Regions from separate parts of the Homo sapiens genome. Here all the other regions are linked to region 1. Evidence: read pairs that join two places in POLR2A ChIA-PET (ENCODE). Cell type or tissue: CD4-positive, alpha-beta T cell. All regions are shown on one strand. Each heading gives the region's core, and the rest is flanking DNA. Links, peaks and the distances in the headings are about the cores only. Region 1 overlaps ZC3HAV1 (zinc finger CCCH-type containing, antiviral 1). Region 2 overlaps KIAA1549. Region 3 overlaps IFT56 (intraflagellar transport 56). Region 4 has its middle 18 kb from the start of ZC3HAV1L.

Evidence for each region. Peaks named below come from ENCODE experiments on the same cell type or tissue, not always from the same donor. Only the 100,000 strongest peaks of a DNase experiment are listed, where the experiment ranks them.
Region 2: POLR2A ChIA-PET joins it to region 1 with 5 read pairs; 3 of 35 experiments call an interaction of 5 or more read pairs at or near these places.
Region 3: POLR2A ChIA-PET joins it to region 1 with 5 read pairs; 3 of 35 experiments call an interaction of 5 or more read pairs at or near these places.
Region 4: POLR2A ChIA-PET joins it to region 1 with 7 read pairs; 8 of 35 experiments call an interaction of 5 or more read pairs at or near these places.

Annotation. Positions count from the first base shown.
Region 1 is chr7:139,093,093-139,099,149 of GRCh38, reverse strand. The region is part of intron 1 of ZC3HAV1 (zinc finger CCCH-type containing, antiviral 1); the gene reads left to right. Among named protein-coding and RNA genes, the nearest start is that of ZC3HAV1, 14 kb to the left of the region's middle. In CD4-positive, alpha-beta T cell, for the core only: no CTCF peak of the experiment used is centred there; DNase peaks (open chromatin) are centred at 3,699, 4,339 and 4,821; H3K4me3 peaks cover 2,352 bases; H3K27ac peaks cover 2,613 bases.
Region 2 is chr7:138,900,050-138,906,106 of GRCh38, reverse strand. It overlaps KIAA1549, which reads left to right. Exons shown (of 20, transcript NM_001164665.2): 7 at 1,026-1,085; 8 at 2,371-2,519. Among named protein-coding and RNA genes, the nearest start is that of KIAA1549, 78 kb to the left of the region's middle. In CD4-positive, alpha-beta T cell, for the core only: no CTCF peak of the experiment used is centred there; DNase peaks (open chromatin) are centred at 2,096 and 2,496; H3K4me3 peaks cover 629 bases.
Region 3 is chr7:139,164,330-139,170,386 of GRCh38, reverse strand. IFT56 (intraflagellar transport 56) reads right to left here. Exons shown (of 18, transcript NM_024926.4): 9 at 5,153-5,255; 10 at 3,492-3,547; 11 at 1,990-2,043; 12 at 1,035-1,098. Among named protein-coding and RNA genes, the nearest start is that of IFT56, 34 kb to the right of the region's middle. In CD4-positive, alpha-beta T cell, for the core only: no CTCF peak of the experiment used is centred there; no DNase peak of the experiment used is centred there.
Region 4 is chr7:139,014,788-139,020,844 of GRCh38, reverse strand. No RefSeq gene overlaps it. Among named protein-coding and RNA genes, the nearest start is that of ZC3HAV1L, 18 kb to the left of the region's middle. In CD4-positive, alpha-beta T cell, for the core only: a CTCF peak has its summit at 3,628 (motif pointing left); a DNase peak (open chromatin) is centred at 3,584.

The DNA.
Region 1 (6,057 bases), core at 1,345-5,344:
GGTGTCTGCAATTTTCTTTAGAAATTAAGCTAACAAACATTATGACATTGTAATATTGTGAACCATGATAAAATCTTAAATAGTGACAAATGAAGCATGTGATAACACAATATTTTCTACTTTTTACATAATGCAGAGATGGCAAAATTACACATTTAAAATAAGTAGATATATTTTTCCATCCATTAAATGGTTCTAATTTGCTTACTGCTTCTGCCTGTATTTACTTCCAAACCAGGTATCTGCGAGCTTTTCCTGCGGCTACTTTGGAACAGAAGAAGCCATAGTAACATAGAGGTGAAAAAGGGGTAAAAGGTTTCAGGAGCACCTAGGATTTCAGGCCCAGTGAGAAATCACTTCAACCAAATTGCAGCAGGGGAGCTGGTCTCAGGTTGGGAGGAGAGAGGGGAGACTTATTTCATGATCTTTTCTCTATTTCCCATACAGGGAAGAGATAGTATTTTATTATTTTTTATGTATTATTTTGTATTTACTTATTTATTTATTAAAATAGAGACGGGGGTCTCAATATTTTGCTTAGGCTGATCTAAAACTCCCGAGCTCAAGCCACCCTCCTGCCCCAGCCTCCTGAATAGGTGGGATTACAGATGTGTACCACCACTCCTGGCACTGGGAAGATATTTTAATATGTTTTAGACCAATTTAGAAAATGAAGCTAAAAGAGGTCATCTAAGGGAAATCGTTTCCTAACATTTTGATCCCGCATGCCTATCAGCAGAGAATGTTTTGAGCATGTACTCCTAATGTGTGTACATTTATTTAAACATTCTATGATGGAAAATTCTTAATTTGTATACTATTTACTGTTCTACTTTTTAAAACTTTTTAAAATCAATTTTATTGAGGTATGATTTACATACAATAAAATGTACCCATTTAAAGTGTATGGAGGCCGGGCGCCATGGCTCATGCTGTAATCCTAGCACTTTGGGAGGCCAAGGCAGGCGGCTCACTTGAGGTCAGGAATTTCACCAGAGATGGTGGAACCCCATCTCTACTAAAAAAACAAAAAAAAATTTAGCTGGGCATGGTGGCGTGCACTTGTAATCCCAGCTACTCAGGAGGCTGAGGCAGGAGAATCTCTTGAACCCAGGATGTGGAGGTTGCAGTAAGTCGAGATTGCACCATTGCCCTCCAACCTGGGCGACAGCGTGAGACTCCATCTTAAAAAAAAAGGTAAATAATGTGTATGGTTTAAAGAGTTTTGATAAATGGATGCCCCTGTGTAACCATCACAACACTCTAGATACAGAACATTTTCATCAGCCCTAAAGGTTCTCTTGTGCCCCTTCTCAGTTAACCAGGGAGTCCCCCCACTCCTCCAGCCCTTTCAGCCCAGGCAATACTTTTCTGGGCTGAAAAGATTTTTTTACATTAAGAAATATAAGGAGTTCCGGCCGGGCTTGGTGGCTTATGCCTGTAATCCCAGCACTTTAGGAGGCCGAGGCGAGCGGATCACGAGGTCAGGAGATCCAGACCATCCTGGCTAACACGGTGAAACCCCGTCTCTACTAAAAATACAAAAAATTAGCCGAGCGTGGTGGCGGGCACCTGTAATCCCAGCTACTCGGGAGGCTGAGGCAGGAGAATGGCGTGAACCCAGGAGGTGGAGCTTGCAATAAGCCGAGATCGCGCCACTGCACTCCAGCCTGGGCGACAGAGCGAGACTCCATCTCAAAGAAAAAAAAAAAAAAAAAAAATATATATATATATATATATATATATATGGAGTTCCAATATTTGTTTCCATCCATGATGGATTGTTTTGAGTAGCTTCTGGGATGCAGTTACCTAGCTTTGGAGCAGTGCTTCTCAAACTTTGACATGCATTTTCATCACATGGGAGAGTCTACTAAAATGCAGGTTCCCAAGTCACCTATTGGAAATTCTGTTCCGAAGAGGAGGGTTGGGGCCTGAGAATCTGCATTTTTATTCATTTATTTTTAAAATTTTCTTTTTTTTATTTTTTATTTTTATTATTATTATTTTTTTAGACAGAGCCTCCCTCTCTCACCCAGGCCGGAGTGCAGTGGCACGATCTCTGCTCACTGCAACCTCTGCCTCCTGGGTTCAAGCAATCCTCCCACCAAGCAATCCTCCCACCTCAGCTCTGAAGTAGCTGGGATTACAGGCCTCTGCCACCATGCCCGGCTAACTTCTTGTATTTTCAATAGAGACATGTTGCCCCGGCTGGTCTTGAATTCCTAAGCTCAAGCTATCCACCCTCCTCAGCCTCCCAAGCTGCTGGGATTACAGATGTAAGCCACTGCGCCCCCAGGATCTGCATTTTTAAATACCACCCTAAAGAATCCATTTGCAGGGGTCAAACCACACTTTCAGAAACATATAATTCCTTGGGGGTACACTTCCTGGAAGACTGCAAATGCAGAGTTTTATGTGGCTTTCGAGTTTGAGGGAGTGAGTAAAAGAAATGAATTTTTTAGTTCTGAATAAATGAAAGATTTTTCTTTAAGTGATCTTTCTCAGAGATTAGGGGTTCTATGACTTTTATGTGACAGACCAAAAGACATAGGAAACTTTTGGCATCCTAGGTACCAAGTCAATAAATATTTATTGAGCACAAACTTTGTGTCACAAATGATAGACAATTCTAGAGGCTTCTACCCCTTCCTTTGTCACTCACAGGATCCTGAAATACTGTCAACCAGTTAATTAATCTCTCTCTGGTTAATATTTGTTAACTTTCAGAGGGACTTATGCTGGGAAGTATTGTGGCGGGTGGTGGGGAGAAGCCAGCCTGTGAGAGGAGAGGGGGCTTGTGTGAACTACTTTCTCTGATCATCAAGATTTTGGTGGTCGGGTACGGTGGCTCACGCCTGTAATCCCAGCACTTTGGGAGGCTGAGACGGGTGGATCACCTGAGGTCAGGAGTTCAAGACCAGCCTGATCAACATGGAGAAACCCCGTCTCTACTAAAAATACAAAATTAGCCGGGAGTGGTGGTGCATGCCTATAATTCCAGCTACTCGGGAGGCTGAGGCAGGAGAATCACTTGAACCCGGGAGGCGGAGGTTGCGGTGAGCTGAGATTGCGCCATTGCACTCCAGCCTGAGCAACAAGACTGGAACTCCGTCTCAAAAAACAAACAAACAAAAAAAAACATTGTAGCAGTAACGCCACCACCTGCGGCCATCTACTCTCCTTTTTCTCAGTCCTGATGTGGACCTAGGGCAATGTTTCTCAAACTTTGCTGCATGTTGGGATCACTTAGGAAATCTTTAAAAAATACTGATGCCCGTCTCCTACCTTCTGATTTAATTAGGGTTTGAATTGGACTTTGGGATTTTGTTTTTTTAAGTCCCTAGATGGTTTTTAATGGGCAACAAGCTTGTGAACCATGAACTTAGGGGACTAGAGAAGTCAAGACTGGAGAGACTGTCCATAATAACAGAAAGATGATATTTTGGTGGCACCGGTGCTGTTTGTCCCACTCTTGGTACAACTGTAGGGTATGTGCGGATTCTTGGCCTCCGGCCTCCCCTATCCTCAGCGGGCCCAGCCTCCTCTGCTCTCCAGTCTTGCAAGGCCCTCGGTGCTTTCCTCTTCCTCCTCGGTGCAGGCTGTGGCTTGCCGTGGCTGCAGCCTTAGGTTCACCATTTTCTGCAGTGAGCTGGGGCTCTCTTTGTGCCTGCTGTGTTCTGGGTAATACAGTTGTGGTTAAAGGAAGCTCATTTTTTTCGGCTCCACCCTCTGTGTCTCCCCACATCCTTCGTTACCCTGCTCATGTGATCTCGTCTGGTCTATTCTGTTTCTCCTCCATCTCACTAGGGGCTCTAGAGGCAGTAAACCATCCCTACCCTCTAATAACACGGCAATTTAATCTTGAATATCAGAAGTACAAATATGGGGAGTAGGAGCCTCGTGGCTTTAAAATAATATCGCGTTAGGGTTGGTTTTGACTGATGACATTTTATTCTTTAGCTCAATGTTCTCTAGATTTTATCTTTCACACATCCTGGTTCCTTTTTTACCTGGCTTATATCATGGTGAGTGATTTCCTGTTTTCTATACAAATCAACGATCTTTTTGTTTTTGCCAACCCTATTAGGTGTTAGGGAGCAGAGGGGATGAAGGAGAGAAGGGAAGGAGTACTTCGATATAATTACTGTCCAAAAAAAAAAAAAAAAGACTCGGGTTACTGTCTCTTTTTGGTCTGACTGTTGAGTTCAGAGCTAGTCCTGTGTTTACCGATTTGTGAAGTGCAAGAGCTCCGAGGTGAACATCCAGTTCAGGAATCTAACTCAGAATCAAATCTGACAAGCGCATCCAGTGATTCTCAGCTCAGACTGCACGTGGGAATCACCCGGGCTCCCACCGCAGTAAGATGAAGCCAGTCTCCAGGGTGTGGCCCAGGGTTAGGTTATTTTCAACACTGCCCAGTTGATCATTATGTGTAGCCAGGAATGAGAATCACTGTGCAGGCTAGTTGTTTAGACTGCACCCGTGGTGAGAGAGAGCGCTTATTGCCTGGGCTAAAATAACATTTTGTTCTGTGGCTGGAAGAGAAAAGTGAAAAGGTCGTTTGTTTTTAGGCTTTTGGCCTGAGCTCCTTAAAGAGAGACAATTCTGCTCCTTTCAAGGATGTCTTTGCTGTTTTTTTTTTTTTTTTTAAGTTATCACCTCCTACTGCAACTCGCCCTCTTTGTTTGAGGTTTATCTGCTCCAAGTGTGGGTAGCATTCTGCAAACGCTTGTTTTGTCCTGGGAAATTCATAATAATTAGTAGGAGAGCTCTTTTTGTACTGGCGAGAGGGGAGTTCCCACAGCTTCTAACCAACCTTCTGTAGGACCTGTTGTCCTTTTTGGGGAGGTGGCCCTGAGCTGCCTATACTCCAAGTATGTTCGTAAAACCAGATTGTTAGACATGCAAATTCTTGGCCTCCAACCCTAGATTTACTGATTCAGACACTCCAGGGTGGGGGCCCAGGAATCTAATGGACCTCCTGTCTAGGTGATGCTGATGCATCCTAAAAGATTGAGAATCACCCTGGGATGTCTGGGATGGGGCCTGAGAATTTGCATTTCTGAAAACCTCCCAAGTGATGCTGATGATGTTGGCCTAGGGACCAAATTTTCAGCATCGCTAGCTTAGCAAACCCCAAGAGGCCACGGGAGACTTTCATACTATTTCCTGGCTGAAGCCCACTAGCCAATATTAGGCACCTGGAGCTGGGACAGAGTGATCAGAAGAAAGTCGGAAGGAAGGTTCTGCCACCTGAAACCTACACATGACCCCCTTCAAGCTCTGATCGTGGCCCATGCTGCTGAGCTTGTCTGTACAATACTAATTTTCACTCGCGTCCGTGTGAAGAGACCACCAAACAGGCTTTGTGTGAGCAACAAGGCTGTTTATTTCACCTGGATGCAGGCGGGCTGAGTCCGGAAAGAGAGTCAGCGAAGGGAGATGAGGGTGGGGCCGTTTTATAGGATTTGGGTAGGTAGTGGAAAATTATAGTCAAAGGGGGTTGTTCTCTGGCGGGCAGGGGCCGGGGACACAAGGTGCTCAGTGGGGGAGCTTTTGAGCCAGGATGAGCCAGGAGAAGGAATTTCACAAGGTAATGTCATCAGTTAAGGCAGAAACAGGCCATTTTCACTTCTTTTGTGATTCTTCAGTTACTTCAGGCCATCTGGATGTATACGTGCAGGTCACAGGGGATATGATGGCTTAGCTTGGGCTCAGAGGCCTGACACTAATCACAACAAATAATGCCTATCACATAATGTGTTCCTACCACACCCTTTATGTGATTTATGTCCACGATCTCTGCTTGCACCCTGCTTAAATAGTTGGGGGAACAGTGGCTTAAATAATTCAGGATGCCGATTTAAATTTTTTTGGTTTGAAAAAGTTTCAGATCTGTTTTTGTTCATTTTTCCGGCTTGGGTTTTTGCTTGTGTTTTGGGATGCGTGTTCATTCCTGGATCTTCCTCTTATCTGTCACCTTTGATTTCTCATTTTATCAGTCATCAGTTTCCCAAAGTAGGATTATCGTGACTACTAAATTAAATAACATAG
Region 2 (6,057 bases), core at 879-4,878, 190 kb after region 1:
TCACCCACCGTGCCTGACTTTATTATTTGGAGAGTAAAGGGGTGCTATCAAAAAGTACACGAATTCTGGAAAAGGCATAATTTAGGGAGGACGAATCTGTGGTTGTCAGAGCTTAAGGGCCGCAGGAAAGTTTGACTACAAAAGGGTAGCAGAAGGCAGTGTTTTGGGGGTTGTGAAACTGTTCTATATCTTCATTGTGGTGATGATTATGTGAATATATACACATTTATCAAAACCCATAAAACTGTATACTGAAAAGAGTGACATTTACTGTGTAAATTTTAAAATAAAAACAATAAGTGAAAACATGAAACCTTTCTTCCTGACTGAAGCAACTAGCTTCACAATGCCAATGGAGGCAGTGGGGGAAAGGGGAGACGTTTATTTAAAAAAAAAAAATAGTAGATTCCAGAGTTGAAATCAGGCCAAAAAATTCCAATTCTTTTTCAAAATGAAACAACCAAATGGCCTAATGATTCGTAGTGTATTTTAGTGTATTGTTAATTAAACTAAAAAGAATAACTTTACAGAAGTTATTCTATATGAAAGTAGACAGAGATAAAGCTGTTATTTACAAAGAGCCGCTTTCAGTTGTGCTCAGTGTGTGTATGGCTAAAATGAGGATGCCGGACGGCGGGGCACACTGGCTGGTCCTGGGCAGGTCAACGCATGTGGTCACTTTACCCTGAGACCTTGCTGGGAAAGCCAGGGCTCTGAGGGGCACGGTGTGAACATGGATTGCTGTGGAACAGTGACATTCAAAGGAGAACTTGCCGGTGACCTCTCTGTGAAGCAGTGTCCTGTGACATAGCTGGAGCGGCCCTTCTTTTCTTTTTATCTCTCTCTTTTTCCTTGAGACTAATGTGTTCAGAAATGGCTACTGTCCACGTCCTCACGCTAATCTGACATTTTGTTCTTTCACATTTAGAGCTAAATAGTAAAGACGATGTGTTGGGACTTTGTTGTAAACATGGCTTTGTTTTTACAGATATTTTTCTCCTTCCCTAATTCTTTCCCTTTTGTAGCCTTCCAGTATCCACAGCTCAACTTATCTCAGTTGCTGAAGTCCTCTTGGGTCAGAACAGGTATGTTTAACTTATGTAATATTTTGGGAACTGTAAGGAGAAGAAGTCTATGCAGGCGTATTGAGAATGATGCTGCCTTTCTTGTTTCCTAAATTTAGGGCAAAATGTACCTTACATTCTTGGCAAAGAATGAATGGAAAGGGATTCAAATTTGGCTGTGGGAATATATCCCACTGAGTTATAGAACAAAAAGGACTGACTTTCTTTAAAATTCATACATCAAGTTCAGGGCAGAGTCTAACAGGAACTGACAATCTTCTGACCCAGAATAGGGTGAGGTTTAGAAGCAAGGATCTCTCTCTTGTTTTATTTTTTTTTTTCTAAAAGTGTTATTTGTTTAGTTTAATAAGGACAAGCAGGGTGGCTTGGCACCTGGGAAGCTTTTTTTTTTTTTTTTTTTGTCTTAGGGGAGTGGGTCAGATATTTAGAGGTATGGCATTGCAGTTGAAGGCCTTTCTAACCTAGTGCACAAAAGTCTGAACAGTACTTACGTACTCACCAGCTGTCCAGTGTGCATGCAGCACAGGAACTAGCTGGGCACGAGAGAGCATGTGGGGTAGTGATAGTTGCCATTCACGGGGTTCCTGCATCTTGCAAGTTCTCCTTGCCGAACACACAGCATCCCACGTCAAGGTCCTATCGCTTTGCATGGTGCCATCCGCGGTCTTTTCCAGATAATTTCTATAGCAATTAAGTAACTTGCCCATGGTTGTATCTCAAAGAAAACTTAAACCAGTTCTGGTTGAAAAGCACATGCTCCTTCCTCCCAGACCACACTGGCAAGTGATTGTCTGTTGAGATCATCTTGTCTGAAATAGATAACTAAAGATGGGCAGGCTTCCTTTTTTCAAGTTAGTTTGTGAGTCCAAGTCTCAAGGCAAGACAATGAACTCACACCAATTCCAGAAGTGTTGAGATAAGTGCAGACAAAATGTTTGATCTTGCGTAGGCGCCCTTTGCGCCAAAGCTCCTGCAGTGCTGAGTTCCTGGGACTTCTGGCCGCCAGTCTGGGTAACACTGAGAGCTTGGAGCTCTTGTGGGCTGCATTTCCTGGACTCTCCCCATTCATGATCACTTTTTCTCCTTTTGATGTTTTCTGTCTAGGAATTGGCATTTTATGGCAATCTTGCATTAATTTCAAATACATATGTGCGCGCGCGCGCGCGCGCACACACACACACACACACACACACACACACACACACACACACACACACACACACACACACTGTTTTTTTACTGCTGACTTGTTTTGGGTGCCACGTATGTTTTCATTTAAATGTAGTTCTCCTGGGCGTCATGGAGAAGCAACTCCAGAATGAAGTGTTTCAAGCCGAGATGGAACGCAAGCTGGCCCAGCTGCTCAGCGAGGTTTCCACCAGAAGGCGGATGTGGAGAAGGGCCACTGTAGCTGCAGGGAACAGTGTGGTGCAGGTACTCCACATCAAAGGAGGAGGGGAAGGAGAGAGAGGGAGAGAGACAGCGCTTGCGTGTGAGTGCACACTCCATCTAAAACCCTGTATTTTTATGCAAATGAGAAGTGCCATGAGAAATTTCTGATTTCCACTGATCGCTATATTGGGTAGCCACTGAATCTGGCAGCTTTTCAGTTCAACTGGAGTCTAGACAAATATTTACCAAGCCCATAGTAAGTAGTAGTATAACAATAGACCTTGCAGAGCAGAGCAGAATTGTCTTACTGGGTTGCCATATCATCACAGGACCTCATTTATCAAATAGTAGTTTTTAATTAACAAAAATGTAGCCTGTTTGATAGAATGGTCAGTGTTATTGATAGCATCATAGCGATAAATCATTCAACTGGAAGAGACCATAGGAGAGCAGATAGAGGGAGACGTGCTGCCCTCTGCTTGAGCATTTCATCTTCTCGGCTTCCATGGTATTATGGAGTCATCACTTTGGTTAACATTTTCAATTTCATTTTAAAATTTATTTTCTGAGCAAAATCGCCTCTCTCTAGAAATTACATAGCCAATTAGAGAAATTTTGAAAAACACATTAAAAAATGTGTAAAGAATAAAGTGAACATCACCTAAAATTCAACCAACCAAAGAAGATCACTGTAAACATTTCAGCATATTTCCTTCCATTCTTTTTTCCCCATGAATTCTCTATTAACCTTTGGATGACACTGCATACATCCTTTTGTAGCCTCTCTTCACTTGAGCTTTTTTCTTTCTTTCTTTTTTCTTGAGACAGAGTCTCGCTCTGTCGCCCAGGCTGGACTGCAGTGGCATGATCTCAGCTCACTACAACATCTGCCTCCCAGGTGCAAGCGACTCTTTTGCCTCAGCCTCCTGAGTAGCTGGTACTACAGGTACCCGCCACCGGAGACACCTGGTTGTCTCATATTATCCTAAATCTTCTTTACTTGGTAAACTGGCAGACAGGTTACAAAAGACAGATTTGTTTGAATTGAAATGCGACCCATTTAAAAATGCCCATACTCACAGAAAGTTGGAGGTTGGGGCTGTCATTAATTTCCATCTCCATATGAATTATGTGGATTTTTTTCTTTACCAACTGCTGACTTGTTGAACTATGAAAATGGGATATTTAGAGCTATGACATTTCAGAAACAGGAAACCAGGGTAGAACTCTGAAGCAGGGGGTGTTGGCTGGCAGGCAGGGTAGGGAGGTGGGTGGATTAGAGGCATTAGAGAAAAAGACGCAAATGACATTGGCTGTGGGTTGGGGGCAGGAGCCGGGAAGTGTTGCCTAGAACTGCATCATCGTCCTCTAGCCCTTTTACCAGTGTGTCCCTCTCATCATTACCCTTTGTCCCCCTCCCAGAAATGTAGTCCTTAGGTTTCTAAAATAGTTCCTTTGCCAGATGCAGTAAGTTACAGAGAAATTTAAAAACTAATCACAATTGAGAGTAATCATTAAACGAATAAGTATCAACAAAGAATAAAAATTAGAATGAATTATAAAAGCTTTGCCTTATTCAACAATCCCTGGCTTCCTAGAGCCCAAGGTCTAGGTGTGAGTTAACTTCTGCACATGAAATAGTTATAGGACACCGTGAAAGTATAATACAGTGCTAAATTTGACATGCAAGCTCTCTTAGTAGGCATGCAGGTTTGTAAAAGTGGCACATCCAGGCTAATGTGCCATCTGATAGATTGCTTATAAGCCATGCTCTGCTTCTCCTCCCCTTAGAGTGACCAAACATGAAGATGTAGACAAGGATTTGTGTACAGTGTTACATGGCTGTTTATCAAAACTTAATTTGTAAAAGTGAAAATGTTGAAACAACTACATGTCCAGCAATTGGGGAATGGGTAAATAAAATTATAGTAAATCTTTATGTGTTGGAATTTTATGCAGTCATTTAAAAAAAAATTAGTGAGTGGTATAGAAAAATGCTCAAGTGGGCTGGGTGCAGTGGCTCACACCTCTAATCCCAGCACTTTGGGAGGCCGAGCAGGTGGATCACTTGAGGCCAGGAGTTCAAGACCAGCCTGGCCAACATGGTGAAACCTCATCTCTACTAAAAACACAAAAATTATCTGGGCATGGTGGTGTGTGCCTGTAATCCCACCTCTTCAGGAGGCTGAGGCATGAGAATCACTTGAACCCGGGAGGTGGAGGTTTCAGTGAGCTAAGATCACACCAATGCACTCCAGCCTCGGGGACAGAGTGAGACTCTGTCTCAAAAAAAAAAAAAAAAATAAAACTCAAGAGAGGCTACAAAAGTATGTATGCCATGTAATCCAAATGTTAATACAGAATTCATGGAGAAAGAATAGAAGGAAAATGCTAAAATGTTTACAGTGATTTTCTTTGGTTGGTTGAATTTTAGGTGATTTTCATTTTCTTTATATATATTTTTTGCATGTGTTTTTCAACTTTAATTGGCTGTGTAATTTCTAGAGAGATGTGATTTTGCTCAGAAAATAAATTTTGAAATTGAAAATGTTAACCAAAGTGATGATGACTCCCATGGTTATAAGGGTTCCAGATAGGAATCTCATAGGCAGTAGTCTAGAAAGGATACTGGGATTAGATTTTCTTGGCTTACATTCTGCCTGGACATCTTAGTCCATTGATGTTGCCGTAAAGGAATACCTGAGGCTGGGTTTGTAAAGAAAAGAGGTTTATTTGGCTCATGGTTCTTCAGGCTATACAAAAAGCATGGTGCTGGTGTCATGGCGAGGGCCGCAGGCTGCTTCCCCTCTTGCTGGAAGGCGAAGGGAAGCCAGTATAAAAATCACATGGCGAGAGAGGAAGCGAGAGAGAGGGAAGGGAGGTGCCAGGCCCTTTCTAACACCAGCTCTCTCAGGAACTAGTAGAGCAAGAACTCATTACCTCGAGGACAGCACCAAACCATTCATGAGGGATCTGCTCCATGACTCAGATACCTCCCATTAGGCTCCCCCACCACCATCGGGGATCACATTTCAACCAGAGAGTTGGAGGGGGTCCAACATCCAAACTGTAGCACTAGACAGACTTGTAGAATCTTTAATCAAGGTGGGTATCACTGGATTTTGGGGACTGTGATTTCTAGAAGAAGAAACTATACTTTTTAAATTTATTAGAACTTTTAAAATGGAATAAGTAGGTACATGGGTAGAGAGACAGATGGATATAATCTACTTCCTTTTCAGTAGCCCTTGCATAGCATTCCATTCTAAAAGCTAATAAAAAATTAATCACCACTGTACCGTTGTCAGGGAGGGAGTTCTCAGGACGAAGCATAAAGAACAGATTGTTGAGGGAAGAGGGTTTGGACGTGTGTTGTTAAGGATCTTTAGACACGATCTGGAAGAAGGAGTTCACAGTGAAATCGTGAAATTGCTGATCTGCCAGAAGTTTCCCGTGGTGAAGGAGGGGTCCAGCAGCTGTGTCCAGAGCACAGGGCAGTGTTACAAACCCATACGTGTGGACAGAGAAGTAGCAGCTGCATGTTGCCAATGGCAAATGTAGAGACCAGCAATTTAAATGG
Region 3 (6,057 bases), core at 1,388-5,387, 71 kb before region 1:
TTTTGTTATCAGGGCAATACTGGTTTTGAAGAATGAGAGGAAATATTCCCTCCTCCTTTCTTTTTTGGAATAGTTTGAGTAGGATTGGTATTAGTTTTTCTTTAAATGTTTGGTAGAATTCTACAGTGAAGCCAATGGGTCCTGGGCTTTTCTTTACAGGGAATCTTGTTATTATGGCTTTGATCTCATTACTTGTTATTGGTTTGCTCAGGTTTTGGATTTCTTCATGGTTCAATCTTGGTTGGTTGTATGTGTCTAGGAATTTGTCCATTTCTTCTAGGTTTTCCAATTTACTGACATATCATTGCTCATAGTAGCCCGTGGTGATTCTTTGAATTTCTGTAGTATTGGTTGTATGGTGTATACATATTTGAGATGACGGTCTCACTCTGTTGCCCAGGCTGGAATGCAGTGGTGTAATCATGGCTCACTGCAGCCTCAACTTCCTGGGCTCAGGCAGTCCTGACACCTCAGCCTCTCAAGTAGCTGGGGCCATAGGTGTGTGCCACCATACCTGGCTGATTTTTTTATTATTACTTATAGAGATGGGGTCTTCCTATGTTGCCCAGGCTGGTCCTGAACTCCTGGGCTCAAGCCATCTGCCTGCCTCAGCCTCCCAAAGTACTGGGATTACAAGCCTAAGCCAGCATGCCTGGCTGGTTTTAATATTTTTATATGGAAAAAAATATCATAGGCAAAGTTTAAAGGCAAATGACCTACCAGAATGTGACAAAAGTTAATGCTCAAAAGAGCTCTTGAAAACTCAGTAAAAAATAACATTTTATATCTAAAACTGATTCAAAGTTTTAAAACTCTCAGGAACAAAACAGGAAATTTACTCTATTTATTCTCTTATCCCACTTTCGCTGAGATGTTGAGAAGAACTAATTCCAATATTCTCTCTTATTTCTGACCTCCCACTTTATAATGTGAAGCCTAATAGATACATCCCTAGACAGAGAATCAAACTTCACGGTCAATATATGCCCCACTCCAATTATGAAGCAGATCATAAGTACAGATTTCAGACATACCACATTCACTAGCTGATCCTCCCACCAACTGGAAGAACTGCTGGGCAATTTTCATATGATCCCTCTGAAAAACAAACTGAGCTGATATAGAGGAATAAGGTAAAAATATTTTATTTTATTATACTATATGGTTCTAACATATTTGTCAGGATTTAAATATACCTTTGTTTTAAATCTTGCCCCAAACAATACTAATTCTCATTAACATAACAACTAGACCCGAAACTGAATTAAAACCTGTGCAGGGACAGGCAGAGGAGAAGAAAAAGAATCAAATCCTTAAATTCTATCCTAAAACTTCATTAAATGAACTCAATCATTCTACAAATACCTATTGCTCTTTTACCATATATCAGACCTTGGAACAGGAGCTGTAGATATAACAAGGAGTATTTATTAAACTCATTTATTTAATAAATATTTGCTGCCTATCTACTATACAAGGCACTGCAGAATGAACTTGAGATAAAAAGATTTATTTGTATCCCATTTTGTTCCAAAAAGAACAAAGAACGCTGTATTAAGATGGATAAGAGCTTAATTTTAGACAGTGTTTTGGTGTTTATAAAAATAACTTCTCCAGAGAAACAATTTTCCCTACTTTACAGATGCCAAAATTATAGCTAGATATATGTAAGTTTAAAAAAAGTCGCTGCAAATAAGAATGAAGTTGCGCAATGATTTTTAAGTTAGTTATTAAATAAGTTGCTATTTAAAAATTGGACCCTTTTAAACAAGCAGGAGTCTTTAGGGTTACAAGTTTTTTTTTTGTTTTTTTTTTTTGTCTCTAAATAACATAACATTCTTTTCTCAGTGGAGTCTGGATTGGGGGATATGGAGAAATAAAAGGAGCTACAGGAGAGCCTATTGCTGCTTGCACTTTGATAGTCATTTTGTTCTCTTCCATACACTTATAACTTTGCAACCTATAGATTATCAGTGATTTCATACTCACTGAACCCATTTCCTGGCCAAGGGCTGCATTGACCACTCCTTTGAGAATATACTCCTAGAAACATGGAATAACACTGATTAAGAGGAATGTGGAGCTATGAGATCATTTTCAAATTAACTCCTTGCATTAACTCAATACTTTATATAAAGTATCAAAGATTACCCACAGTTACTTTTCTCTGTTCTATCCCTGGCTTGAATAAAAGAATTAGGAGACACTCATTTAGTTTCCAGCAGCCAAGTATCTATATAACAAAATTTACCATATTTGTAAATTCTCAATCTTAAGCAAAAATAATTTAGTGGAAGCTCCAGCAGATAAGTTTCATTTTATTTCAATTCTATGGAAAAAAAAGTAAAATGTTGATATAATAATTTTTATTACCTTCTCAACCACTGCCATTCTCTGTGACCATATCATATATATTATTTTTCTTTTCCAATTTTTTTTTTTTTTTGAGACCGAGTCTTGCTCTGTCGCCCAGGCTGGAGTACAGTGGCGTGATCTCAGCCCACTGCAACCTCCACCCCCAGGGTTTTAGCAATTCTCCTACCTCAGCCTCCCGAGTAGCTGGGATTACAGGCCCCAGCCACCACACCCGGCTAATTTTTTTGTATTTGTAGTAGAGACGGGGTTTCACCATGTTGGCCAGGCTGGTCTCGAACTCTGGACCTCAGGTGATCCACCTGCCTTGGCCTCCCAAAGTGCTGGGACTACAGGTGTGAGCCACCACTCCTGGCCCCTTTCCAATGTTATAGTAACTTTTCTTTGCTAGTAATCCTTTTCCTAAATAAAAAAAAAGTGTCCTCTGATATCCATTTATAAGGTATTCTCTCTTTTGGAGTCCTGGGGCCTCACTTCTATCCCTTTTTTCAGACTTGGATCAATTCTTTAATAGATACCCTCCCTAGCTAGCAGCTTTATCAATCTTTCATTTAAGAGAGCTCACAAAGAACAGCATGAAAGAAGCTCAATCTTTTAATATACTTGAGAAATATACTTGTTTAAACTCCATGGGGTCTGGAAATATTTTTCATTCAGTCTTTCATTCAATAAATGGAATGTTTACTATATACTTTATGCACATAGTGTTAGAGATACAATATAGACACAGTCCCTGACTACAAGGAGTTAACGATCCAATGGGGAAGAAAGACAAGTTACAGACAATTTATGAGATAATTGCATGTATCTAGTTGTTATTTTCATCAGAATTCTAAATTTTCATATTTCCAAATACTAAAGGAATTTTCCAAATTTCCTTACCCTTTTTGACAAAATGACTACATATAAGGGAGTTTAAAAACATCAAAAAGCCTAGAACATTCATTCTCATATCACAAGTCGCATATAACATTCCTGAATGAATACATATGGTCTTTTCCTGGGATTCTACAGGCAGGAGTCTGCCTAATCTTCTCTAATATGACTTCCAACTAAATTTCTGAAGTTCCACTTTTAGCAGAACTTGGTTAGTAAAAATATAAAACATTCTCAGTTACCTGAGGAGTAGTAGGTTCCAGATCCTTAATTAAGTTATAAGCTTCTTGTACATCATCTGAAATACAACAAAGTAATTATACTAGTCTGTATTCCAGAAAACCCTCCTGAAGCAGTCCTCCCAAAAGATAAGATCCTTCAGTACTTAAATATTCATGGGAAATATGATCTGTTTTATCTGTCTTCTAACTCTCCATGTTCGGTGTTGAGTAGTTATGCTAAAAATAACCAAATATCCTTAGAAAACTCATATTAAGCCATGAAGTACCTTAAAAATTGTTGAAGCTAAGAACATGGATGAGGCATTCTATGCCAATGGCATTGTATTAGATAAGAAAAGCAATGATTTCTTTAAAAAAGAGATACATATATATATATATTAAGTATATAGGAATTAAATGACATGAAGTCTGAGATTTGCTTTAAAACATTTCAGGAACAAAAAAGAGGTGATGAAAAAAGAAGACTGGAAATATCTTGAAAAGTGCTGAATCCAGGGTGAGTATTTGGGTGTTTATTGTACCATTTATTTTTGTCTATGTTTGAAATTTTCCATAATAAAAATAATTTATAAAATATATAAGCTGTTTATTTCATTCTTGTCCAAAACATATTTCTTTTTGCTTTTATATAAAAGAGAGGCCGGGCACGGTGGCTCACACCTGTAATCTCAGCACTTTGGGAAGCTGAGGCAGGCGGATCACCTGAGATCAGGAGTTCAAGACCAGCCTGGCCAACATGGCGAAACCCCGTCTCTATTAGAAATACAAAAATTAGCCAGGCATGGTGGCGCATGCCTGTAATCCCAGCTACTTGGGAGGCTGAGGCAGGAGAATTGCTTGAAACTTGGAGGCAGAGGTTGCGGTGAGCGGAGATCACGCCACTGCACTCCAGCCTGGGCGACAGAGTAAGACTCCGTCTCAAAAGAATAATAATAATAAATAAACAAATAAAATAAAGTAGGACTGTTTGCAAGTTCATATTCTTATTTTAATAAATACATTTTCCTCCATGAGGAATATGTTGTCCTGGTTGGTTTCTGCCATGCACCTAAGAAGGCCCACATTGTTAGTCCAGGGCCCATGACCAAATGCCACCACAAATGCATGGTGGCTGCTACCCTGTACTCATAGCTGTTAGAAAAGGCTGCTTTAGGCGTGTGTCTGACAATTTCAATCTTACTTAGGGGCAATAAATATCACATCCTCTTTGAATCATAGTATTTCTCATAAGCAGCCTGGGGTACAAAGAAACGGAAAGGCAGACAATCAAAGCAAATAAGAAACAGTTAATACTTTTTTCAAAAGACACAAGAAAATGTGAATGTACATAATGCAGTGGGGGAAACTAGAAAAAGAAAAAAGAACTGTAAGGGAAGGGGAGGAAAAACAATGAAAAAGAAAGAATGGATAGAGAATAAAGGATAGCAAAATAAAAGGAAAAAAGAAAAAACAGAATGAGGGAGAAGGTAGGAAGCGACAGAAGAGGAAAGAGGATAAAAAAAGGCACAACAAATAACCACCAATAAACTTGTTCTATGAACTTGTTGCAAATATATTTTTGGAAGTATGGATTTAAAAAGTGAAGCAAATAGTTCCATCAGACATATTTAACTATTCTAAAATATCTCATTGTAAGTAAGACCAGGACAAATTTTTCTTACCTTGACGAAGGTAGTAAATCACCAAGTTTAGCCTAGCTTCAGGAATGACATCAACTAGGGGAGGTAAAACCTGCAAAGCCCCTTCACCTCCTCGGAAAACAACCTAGAGATACAGAAATCATGCTATTATGGCAACAATGATGTATATATTTATTGGTGACAATGTTTAAGGAGCTGGCATATATAACTGGGTTCATGATATTCAACTAAAATAGCTCTGGGAATCAGTTGATATATTGAGAACTTTTACTATTGGCTGAATTTATTATTGCCTACCTAATCCCTATGCTTCTTACCTTCTCTCTTCTTTTCTCTCCTCTCTGCTTTTGATCCTTCTTAACAGCCTTGTCATAATTAAACATTTTATTTTTAACCCTATGTAAAACCTACCTCCATTATCACTCTCTCTATACCCTTGCCCTTCTTTTTTATTCATAGCCCTTATATCTTTATTTTATTGTATATTTCTTTATCTGTTTATCTGTTACATCCACCAGAATATAAGCTCGATATGGCAAGGAACTTTGCATTTACTGTGTATTCCTAGCCCCGAGAACTGCGACTAGTATAGTCAGCACTTGGTTATTTTTTGAAAGGACAAATATATTTTTGAAGCTCTATTGATGCATATGACCTTGACTTCATTGAAAGAAAGCCGTGATCTAAATTATAACAATATACACCTACTGTATACTCACAAACATTTAAATTAAAAAGAGTTAAAAATAAAATTATAACTATGAGAAATAGAATAAAAGCATAACCCTTATTGTGTACTTCTCTTTTCCTCTTCATAAGAACTGCAGAAAACTCCTAAAGTACCCAATAATTAACAAAACTCTTTTCTAGGCAGACATTCTGCATCAAAAACTCCATAAAGGAATTTATATAACCTTTCTGAGCCT
Region 4 (6,057 bases), core at 1,276-5,275, 78 kb after region 1:
TTATGCATATTTCCTTAAATATCGAAGGTATGCTATACAGACAATTTTATGCCATTTGGGATTGATATTATTGTGTAAGCATTTCCCTTTGTAATTGAAAGTATTTACAATTACACATGATGGTTTCATTATATTTTTAAAGTATTATTTAATAATAGTTCTATCGTTGGATATTTATTGTTTGTAACATTAATGGTACAAAAATCTTTGTCTGAATTTCTGATTTTTTTTTTTTTGAGTTGGAGTTTTGCTCTTGTCGCCGAGGCTGGAGTGTACTGCTGCAATCTTGGCTCACTGCAACCTCCACCTCCCGGGTTTAAGCGATTCTCCTGCCTCAGCCTCCCGAGTAGCTGGGATTACGGCATGCACCACCACACCCAGCTAATTTTTTGTATTTAGTAGAGACAGTTTCACCATGTTAGTCAGGATGGTCTCAAACTCCTGACCGCAGGTGGTCCGCCTGCCTTAGCCTCCCAAAGTGCTGGGATTACAGGTGTGCACCACCACGCCCAGCCAATTTCTGATTATTTTTTAGAACAATTTTTTAGATGCGATTATACTGTGCCAGAAGATAGGAATAGGATAAAGACTCAAAAAGAATTTCAAAACTCTCTTCCAGAATAGCTGCACCATATTACACTCATCGTCAGCATAGGAATTGCCTCTCTCAGTACACTCGATAGCCTGTGTTAGAAAGCACATTCCCAGGAAAGGCACAGAATATATTTTGTTTCCTAAGGGGTTCTTCTGGACAGATATTTAGAAAAATACATTAGTATTGATTTTGACTTACCCAACCACAGCTATAATTTAATGTTTATTATACAATAACATGATTAAATTATGTACATTTTCTGATGTTTTGTCTTTACTGAGATTTCCTTTTGGATTTGTGTTTGCATTGTCACTTTTTTTTGGTGAACTGATCACACATTAGCCTTCTAAAAGTAATATTTTATTCTCATGGTGCCTCATAGGTGCTCACTCCAGATATTTATCTCCTAGATACATTTTCAGTTTACTCAGAAGAGATGCTGCCTCGTCTGGCATATATAGCAAGCTCTCAGTTTAATGAAGGAATGAATGTCTGCTAACTTGAGTTGACTCTACCTACTTTGAAGATAAACTTGGGGACTGGGCGCGGTGGCTCACGCCTGTAATCCCAGCACTTTGGGAGGCCGAGGCGGGCGGATCATGAGGTCAGGAGATCGAGACCATCCTGGCGAACACGGTGAAACCCCGTCTCTACTAAAAATAACAACAAACAAAAATTAGCCTGGCGTGGTGGCAGGAGCCTGTAGTCCCAGCTACTCGGGAGGCTGAGGCAGGAGAATGGCGTGAACCAGGGGGGCGGAGCTTGCAGTGAGCCGAGATCGCTCCACTACACTCCAGCCTGGGAGACAGTGAGACTCCGTCTCAAAAAAAAAAAAAAAAAAAAAAAAAAGATAAACTTGGAAAAGCCTCAGATAAAACCTTCCTTTGGCTCAAACTTTTCTACAGGTTCATGAAAACAAACCAGAAAACATGAGTGGATTGTTCTGTTACTTGTTTGGGTAATGGAGACTAGAGGAGAGTCCCCATCACAGCTCCTCTGACAGTATAGCCTGCCATTCTCTCTGTCTTCTCCACTTAAGACTCAAAAGAGTCCCCTGATTGTCCACGCCTTTCTAAGTCAAAGATACAGGGACAATAAGGGCTCACACAGAGTGTAAAGGTCAAGATAGGTTAGGTTATTTGCAGCAATGAGCAACTCCCAAGTCTCGTGGCTTACAACAACAAAGATTTATTTCTTACTTGTGTTCATTATAGTCAATTTCAGCTTTGTTCCATGTCATTTTCACTTAAGACGCAGGTTGAGCATCCCCCACTGGGACCAGTGCTGGTGTCCTGCCAGGGGAAGACTACAGCTGGCTCTTCAACTTCTATTCTCACTGCATTGGCCAAAGAAAGTTGTATGGCTACCCTGTGTTCGACAGGGTGGGGATGTGTAATCTTACATGGAGGGGCACTGCAGGTTACATGACCAAGTTTAATGTCAATTGACAAGGACAATAATACGTCCTCAGGAAGGGACAGTGAATATTTTCAACATAATGCAGTCACCAAGGAGGAAGCTCAGGCAGGTGGCCTTTCTTGTGCTGCTGCCTTGGGGAGGCAGAGTTCCCTTTAAGGTTGCTGTAGAATTTCTGATGGTAAACTTTTATTGTCTCAACCAAAAAGCGGCAAACATTGCCAATGTGTTGACAACAGAGGTCAACCAAGACAGCACAGAGTTCTGGTTTCTGGCCAGAGGGACCCAGACCAGCACTAAGCTCCTAATTTAAGAACAGCATGGGTGAGGGGCAGAGCCGACAATCCTTCAGACTGGGGTATGGCTTAGGCCAGGGTGACCAACTATCCCCGTATGCCCAGGACGGAGGGGGGTTCCTGGGACAGTATGGGGCACAGCTGAGGCATTCTTTGTGCTGCCTCGTTTCTGCAGTAATGCAGACTTCCTTTGAAGCAGAGTTGAAGAGGTGAGCTGATGCACTGTGGCAAACATTTATAATCCCTGACTGAATTAGCAAAGCCTGGGAAGTGGTGTGTGTGTGTGTGTGTGTGTGTGTGTGTGTGTGTGTGTGTGGTGTGTTGGAAAAGGAAAAGCTCTTTTTTTTTTTTTTGAGATGCAGTCTCGCTCTGTCACCCAGGCTGGAGTGCAGTGGCACGATCTTGGCTCACTGCAGCCTCTGCCTTCCCAGGGAGAAACTCATTTTTCATTTTCATTTTTTCATTGTATTTAGGGAATAATTTTTATTTGATTTGATGTTTAATTTTTTTTTTTTTTTCTTGAGACAGAGTCTCGTTCTGTCACCCAGGCTGGAGTGCAATGGCACGATCATGGCTCACTGCAACCTCCACCTCCCGGGTTCAAGAGATTCTTGTGCCTTCGTTTCCCTGGTAGCTGGGATTACAGGCATGTGCCACCACACTCAGTTAATTTTTTTATTTTTAGTAGAGATGGGGTTTTTCCATGTTGGCCAGGCTGGCCTTGAACTCCTGACCTCAAGTGATCCGTCTGCCTCAGCCTCCCAAAGTGCTGGGATTACAGGCATGAGCTACCATGCCCAGCCAGAGAAGAATTTTTTAAATGTTCATTTAGCTCCGATAACTAGAAATAATGTGTTTCAGAATATACTTGATGACCTTAAGGACAATTAAAAACAGGGTGCCACTGCCTAAATGATTATAGAAAATCAAATACAATTTGTCTAATAAATCACAAAAAGAATAAGCAAGCAAACAACAACAACAACAAAATGGAGCATCCAAAACAAAGTAACAGAAATAGGGCTAAACATGCCAATCATATACTTTCTCGGTCAATGGTTGTAGTTGCAGGCTGTAGAAAGCAATTCTGGTTTAAGCAAGTCAAGGAATTTGTTAAAAGAATATTGGGTGGCTTATAGACTCTGAAGAGCAGTAGAGGAAAGCTCGGAGGCCGTGCTGCTGGAACCAAGTTGTGCTTAAGAACCAGTCCATTAAGACACCCAACGGGATGCTGCAGGCAGCATTGCCAGCAACAGGGATGTTACATCCTGAAAGCTGAACTGCTGCCACCCAGTGTCCAAATGATTCTGTACAGTCTTTGTTTCTCTGGATTATCAGCTTCTGATTTCAAAGTGAGGCTGTTTGGGGTACAGCATTGTGGCGTACAGCATTGAGGGGTAGAATCTATATCATGTCACTCTGCCCCAGCTGCGAGGAAAGATGAGAAAGTCTCTGGAATTTCCAGCTTCTGTAGTGGGAGATGGGCTCCACTTCAGAGGAGGTGAACTTACTCAACACATGAGGATTTACAATGACAAATGCCTATGCCGTTTCATTGCTTTGGCATGCCAACATCTTCATACACACTTTTCCCATTCTTACTTTAAAAAAGAAGTAGGGGTTTTCTAAACACTCTTAGATTTTCTTTTTTGTTTTTGGCCAGGCGTGATGGCTCACGCCTGTAATCCCAGCACTTTGGGAGGCTGAGGTGGGCAGATCCAAGGTCAAGAGATTGAGACCAATCTCCTGGCCAAGATGCTGAAACCTCGTCTCTACTAAAATACAAAGAATTAGCCGAGCGTGGTGGTGTGCACCTGTAGTCCCAGCTACTCGGGAGGCTGAGGCAGGGGAATTGCTTGAACCCGGGAGGTGGATGTTGCAGTGAGCCGAGATTGCGCCGCTGCACTCCAGGCAATAGAGCAAGACTCCGTCTCAAAAAAAAAAAAAGAATGCTTTTTTTGTTTTTGAGATGGAGTTTCGCTCTTGTTCTCCAGGCTAGAGTGCAATGGTGTGATCTCAGCTCACCACAACCTCCACCTCTCAGGTTCAAGCGATTCTCCCGCCTCAGCCTCCCGAGTAGCTGGGACAACAAGCACGCACCACCAGGCCTGGCTAATTTTTGTATTTTTAGTAGAGACGGGGTTTCACCATGTTGGCCAGGCTGGTCTTGAACTCCTGACCTCAGGTGATCCACCCGCCTCAGCCTCCCAAAGTGCTGGGATTACAGGCATGAGCCACTGCACCCAGCCTCTTAGGATATTTTTAAATGGGGCAAAGAAAACCAAAATAAATCATATCTTCAATATGACTTCAAATAATAATTGAATAGGAAAAATATTAACAGTGTTTATTTCTGGATGGGGTGTCTCTTCACACCCTTCTGAACCTTCTAGATTTTCTGCAATGAGCATGTGTTATTTTTAGCAGGAAAACCATTCAAAAGAGAAGATGCTCAAAACATAAACAGAAATCATGTCCTTTTCCTGGTATGCGTCAATCCAACTTGGCCTTACCTTGTTGAAATCAATGCCTCCAATGCCTCCAATGCCCTGCTGGGGATGATCCCATCCTAAGAGTCCACTGCATGGCTGATCTATTTTCTAGTGCCCACTTCTCAGGAAAGATGCCATCCACCTCCTGTGGGAATGGATATTACTTATTCATGTGATGAGGATAATGAGATAATGAAGAAATAGATGCTTTTTTTTTTTTTGAGATAGAGTCTTACTCTGTTGCCTAGGTTGGAATGCAGTGGCGGGTTGAAACCTCCCAGGTTCAAGCAATTCTCCTGCCTCAGCCTCCCGAGTAGCTGGGATTACAGGCGCACGCCACCACACCCGGCTAATTTTTTGTGTTTTTAGTAGAGACGAGGTTTCACCGTGTTAGCCAGGATGGTCTTGATCTCCTGACCTCATGATCTGCCCGTCTCGGCCTCCCAAAGTGCTGGAATTACAGGCATGAGCCACCTTTAAATCACTGCAGGATGTCCTATAAAGAACAGAGTCCTATAAGGAACCATAATATGAGGGACGGTCAATGCCACCCACATGGAAGAGGTGGCATTGATCCCATATTATGGCTCACTATAGGGCTTATGTTTCCATTTCTGAGTAAGAAAGTAGGGCAGGGACGCTGGCAGATGGCGGGTCAAGATCCAGAGCTTCTTGAGACACCGTCTTCTTCATCACTGCTGAATGCCAATGGTTCAACATCAAAAAGACTTCATCATGGACCTGTGCAGCGGCCCCTCCCCAGCCCCTGCTCTGTCACCAGCTTTGTGATAAGCATTCTCTTCCATCTTGTCCTGAACCTCCATGTGCGCCAGCCACTGCCGTCTACTTTTTTGAGAAGGTTTGCACTTCCAAGGACTTCCTAGCCACCGCGTCACTGACTATGGTGCTGGTCCACCTGGCCCTGCCCACTGTTCTATGGCAAGAAGGAAAATATTAGCTGAATTTTAGAGGTGAACTGCTGCTGCTACATGATCTCTACATAAGAGAGTTGCTTTGTCCATCTCCCACTGCTCCACATTGGAGTTTGTAAATAGCAAAATCTGGCACTTCTTCCGTTGAGAACATGTTTGCTGCTGCCTCTCCTATCAACTTGGATGAAGATAGTTGTTCCAGCCCTGTGAGTTACACCAAGCAAGGTCAGCCTCCCTGAGGGGTGGATTCCAACCACGGTGGCTGATACACCAGGAGCATCCCATACATATGGCTGGGAGAGGTTGGAGCTAAATCATCAATTTAC